Regions from separate parts of the Homo sapiens genome. Here region 1 is linked to region 2. Evidence: read pairs that join two places in POLR2A ChIA-PET (ENCODE). Cell type or tissue: HepG2. All regions are shown on one strand.

Evidence for each region. Peaks named below come from ENCODE experiments on the same cell type or tissue, not always from the same donor. Only the 100,000 strongest peaks of a DNase experiment are listed, where the experiment ranks them.
Region 1: POLR2A ChIA-PET joins it to region 2 with 5 read pairs; 1 of 35 experiments calls an interaction of 5 or more read pairs at or near these places.

The regions. Positions count from the first base shown.
Region 1 is chr1:32,733,132-32,735,631 of GRCh38, forward strand. No RefSeq gene overlaps it. Among named protein-coding and RNA genes, the nearest start is that of NHSL3, 7.4 kb to the right of the region's middle. RefSeq lists an enhancer at 2,055-2,500. In HepG2, no CTCF peak of the experiment used is centred here; a DNase peak (open chromatin) is centred at 970.
Region 2 is chr1:32,141,802-32,144,301 of GRCh38, forward strand. All of the region lies in intron 1 of KPNA6 (karyopherin subunit alpha 6), which reads left to right. Among named protein-coding and RNA genes, the nearest start is that of KPNA6, 35 kb to the left of the region's middle. In HepG2, no CTCF peak of the experiment used is centred here; a DNase peak (open chromatin) is centred at 1,120.

The sequences.
Region 1 (2,500 bases), 590 kb after region 2:
ACTGCAACCTCCGCATCCTGGGTTCAAGCGATTCTCCTGCCTCAGCCTCCCGAGTAGCTGGGACTACAGGCACGTGCCCACCACATCCAGCTAATTTTTTGTATTTTTAGTAGAAATGGGGTTTCACCATGTTAGCCAGGCTGGTCTCAAACTCCTGACCGCAGGTGATCCGCCTGCCTCAGCCTCCCAAAGAGCTGGGATTACAGGCGTGAGCCACTGTGCCCAGCCCAGATAATTTTTAAATTTTTGTAGAGATGGGGAGCTTCCTATGTTGCCCAGGCTAGTCTCGAACTGCCGAGCTCCAGCAGTCCTCCCACTTCAGCCCCCCAAAGTGTTGCGATTACAGGCGTGGGCCACTGTGGCCAGCTTATATGTGTTTAGATGTCAGTCTGCCTCAGCATATCTGAGTGTTTAAGGGTATCTAGGTGTGGCAGTGTGTATCTGGGCTTGTATATTGGTATATGTACCCACATGTTTGGATGTGCCACTGTGAAGTGGTGTGTAGGTAGGTTTGTCAACCTGTCTGTGTCTCAGTGTGTTTGTGTCTACATCTATGTAGATGTGGGGGTGGGAGCTGGGGTCTCTAAGAGTCCACATCCAGTTGTTCTCCTATCTGTGGGCGGAGAGCTCTGCCCACACATTTCAATCCCTCCCCCTGCTTCCAGAAGGCCCTGAGTGTGGGTGTTTCACTCGTAGCCCTGCTCCTGGGCACAGGGCTTGCTGCCGAGGACTGGTGGAGTGCATGTCTGCAAACACCTAGAGAGGGGCTCCAGCCAGCAGCCCCCGACATGTAGCCTTCCCAGCTGGCAGACCAGATTGATCATTTTCCTGTTTCTGAGAAGAACCAAGCCCCTCTCTTTGGAGAGCAGAGAGACCTCTGAATCTTGAGGTCAGGAAATCCCTGCTCTCTCAGCCTAGGTCAGTGTCCATCTGGCTGAGCTTGTCGTGTTTGTCAGATGCAGCCAGACAGCTGGGGAAACAAAACGTGTCTCCATGGCAACCCGCCTCCGCCTTCGAACTTGGGCAGTTCAGTGGTTTTGCAGGGCCCCCTTTGGGCCCAGTGCTGGGATGGGGTGGGTGGTGAGGATGAGTTAATAAGGCTTCTGCATATGTGCACTGCAGCCCCACACCCCAACATACTCAAATACCTCCACACACACTCCTTCCCTAGGTAAAACTGGATGTTCAGAATGGGGAAACTGGTTCCCAGAGAGGGCAATGTCTTGTTGCCCAAGTACACACTTAGCAAGTTAGTGGCAAGACCAAAATAATGAGAACCAGGTTAACTGTAGGGATTCTTTTGCCCCACGTAGTTTTCTCATTCTAGGATTTAATAATTACTTTAGAATATACATATGTAGGCCGGGCGCGGTGGCTCACTCCTGTAATTCCAGCACTTTGGGAGGCCGAGGCGGGTGGATCACGAGGTCAGGAGATCGAGACCATCCTAGCTAACACGGTGAAACCCCGTCTCTACTAAAAATACAAAGAATTAGCCGGGTGTGGTGGCGGGCGCCTGTTGTCCCAGCTACTCGGGAGGATGAGGCAGGAGAACGGGGTGAACCCGGGAGGTGGAGCTTGCAGTGAGCCGAGATCGCGCCACTGCACTCCAGCCTGGGTGACAGAGCAAGACTCTGTCTCAAAAAAAAAAAAAAAAAAAAAAAAAGAATATACATATGTATGTATGTTTTATGTATACTGTATATTTATAAAAACATTTTTTTTTGAGACGGAGTTTCGCTCTTGTTGCCCAGGCTGGAGTGCAATGGCTTGATCTCGGCTCACTGCAACCTCCGCCTCCCAGGTTCAAGCGATTATCCTGCCTCAGCCTCCTGAGTAGCTGGGAATATAGGCATGTGCCATCATGCCCGGTTAATTTTGTAGTTTTAGTAGAGACAGGGTTTCCCCATGTTGGTCAGGCTGGTTTTGAACTCCCAACCTCAGGTGATCTGCCCGCCTTGGCCTCCCAAAGTGGTGGGATTATAGATGTGAGCCACTGCACCGGCCAAAAACATTTTTTTGAGACAGAGTCTCGCTCTGTCACCGACGCTGGAGTGCAGTGGTGCAATCTCAGCTCACTGCAACCTCCACTTCCCCGGTTCAAGCAATCCTCCTGCCTCAGCCTCCTGAATACCTGGGATTACAGGCGCATGCCACCATGCCTGGCTAATTTTTGTATTTTTAGTAGAGATGGGGTTTCACCATATTGGTCAGGCTGGTCTCAAACTCCGGACCTCATGATCCTCCTGCCTCGGCCTCCCAAAATGCTGGGATTACAGGCATGAGTCACTGCACCCAGTCCCCAAAACATTTTCTAAAGTAGTGAAAAGCATGTACACACATATAGTTGAGTTCTATGCTAATTTTTTTTTTGAGGCGGAGTCTCACTCTCTCGCCAGGCTAGAGTGCAGTGGTGCAATCTTGGCTCACTGCAACCTCCGCCTCCTGGGTTCAAGCCATTCTCCTGCCTCAGCCTCCCGAGTAGCTGGGATTACAGGCA
Region 2 (2,500 bases):
TTAACTTGAATTTGATATCAGACACTGGCAGGAGTCGGTGCCTTATTTAGATTAGGTAATTAGGGCCTATATTAGTTTGCGAGGGCCACCATAACAAAGAACCACAGACTGGGTGGTTTAAACAACAGAAATGTATTTTCTCACAGTTCTGGAGGCTAGAAGTCTGAGATCAAGTTGTCAGAAGAGGTCAGGTGCAGTGGCTCATGCCTGTAATCCCAGCACTTTGGGAAGCCAAGGCGGGCGGATCACGGAGTTTGAGACCAGCCTCAACATGGTGAGACCGTCTCTACTAAAAATGCAAAAAATTAGCCAGGCGTGCTGGCCCGCACCTGTAATCCCAGCTACTCAGGAGGCTGAGGCAGGAGGATCGCTTGAACCCCGGAGACAGAGGTTGCAGGGAGCTGAGATTGTGTCCCTGCATTCCTGCCTGGGTGACAGAGCGAGACCCTGTCTCAAAAAAAAAAAAAAAAAAAAAAAAAAGTTGTCAGAAGGGTTGTTTTATTCTCAGCCGTTTGTTGTTGGCTTCTATATAGCTGTCTTCATGTTCACATGCTGTTCTCCCTCTCTTGTTTTAAGGACACCAGTTACTGGATTAGGGCCTACCCCAATAACCTTATTTACCTTAATTACCTCTTTAAGGACTCTATCTTCAAATATAGACGCGTTTTGAGGTATTGGGGTTTAGGACTTCATAATATGAATTAGGAACAGACATGATTCAGCCATTTTAAGGCCCCTACCTATTTTGTATTATCATTGCTAGCTCTTTGGTTTTAAAAGCTTAGAAAGTGCATGGCAACATTAGACATTCCCTAGAAATGAAAGGTGTGACTTCAGAGACCTATTCACTTTGAGAGAGTTCCTTGACTAAGAAAACCCAAAGACAGTCTAGGACAGCCAGATGCTAGAAAAGTTTATTTGTATTGTGAATTTTAAAAAATTCATCCACAGCAAGTAAGGGAGTACATAATGGAAAAAGCCGCTGGCGTGCTGGATCCCTGAGATTCCAGATGTGCTTGTGCAGATGTTCCTCCTTCCAATCTAACCTCCCTTGTCTGCTTCCCCAGTGAAGTCATAAGCAAATATTTGTGATAGTTTCTTGTCACCATGGTGACTAAAGAAGCTCAGCATGGCTCTCCTCCCAGCTTCACTGTCAGCTGTGCTTGAAGGAGAGGCTAGCGTCCAGGACAGCCCAGGCTCAGTCATGAAAAGCTATGTGTCAGGTAATAGGGGACAGCAGTTCATAGTGCTGCCTTCAGAAATCTGTTGTCTACTCTGTTAGTCTCACAGGGATAATCGGGCCTCAAAAGGAGTGCAGAGGTGCAGACACAGCTCACTTGCAGCCTCAACCTCCTGGGCTCAAGCAATCCTCCTGCCTCAGCCTCCCAAGTAGCTGGGACCACAGGTGCATGCCACCATGCCCAGCTAATTTTGGTATTTTTTTGTAGAGATTGTGGTTTCACCATATTGCTCAGGCTGCTCTTGAACTCCTGGGCTCAAGCAGTCTGCCCACTTTGGCCTCCCAAAGTGCTGGCAGTACAGGCCTGAGCCCAGGCTACAATGCCGATTAAAAAAAAAAATTATTCCAGCCTGGGCAACATGGAGAAACTCCATCTCTACTAAAAATACAAAAATTAGCCGGGCATGGTGGTGGGTGCCTGTAATCCCCACTACTTGAGGAGAATCACTTGAATCTGGGAGGTGGAGGTTGCAGTGAGCCAAGATCGCACTGCTGCACTCCAGCCCGGGTGACAGAGCAAGATTCTGTCTTAAAAAAAAAAAAAAGAAAAGAAAAAAAAATTATTAGTGATAAAATATATGTAACAAAATTTTCAATTTAAGTGTACAATACAGTGGCATTAATTACAGTTACAATGTTATGTGACCATCATCATCACTATTTCCAAATATTTTACTACCCCTAACAGAAATTCTGTACCCACTAAGCGATAACTCCCTATTTTCCTCTCCTCTTAGCACCTGGTAACCTCTAATCTACTTTCTGAGTTTGACTCTAGGTACCTCATGTAAGTGGAATATTTTGTGTCTTGCTTATTTCACTTAGCACATTAATTTCAAGGTTCAATCATGTTGTAGCATGTGTTAGACCTTCATTCCTTTTTTGGCTGAATGATATTCCATGGTATCCATATGCAGTAGTCCTTGCCTTATCCACAGGCAATATATTCCAACACCCCCAGTGGACACCTGCAACGACAGATGGTACCAAACCCTATATACTATATTATTTCCTATACATACGTACCTATGATGAAGTTTAATTTGTAAATTAGGCACAATAAGAGATTGAGAACAATAATAATAAAATAGAACACATAACAATATGCCAGCATCATCACTTTTGCACTTTGGGGCCATTATTAGGTAAAATAAGGATGACTTGACCACAAACACTGCAATATCTGCTACTAACTGGCAGTGTATACAGTGTGGATATACTGGACAAAGGGATGATTCATGTCCCAGGTGGAATAGATGG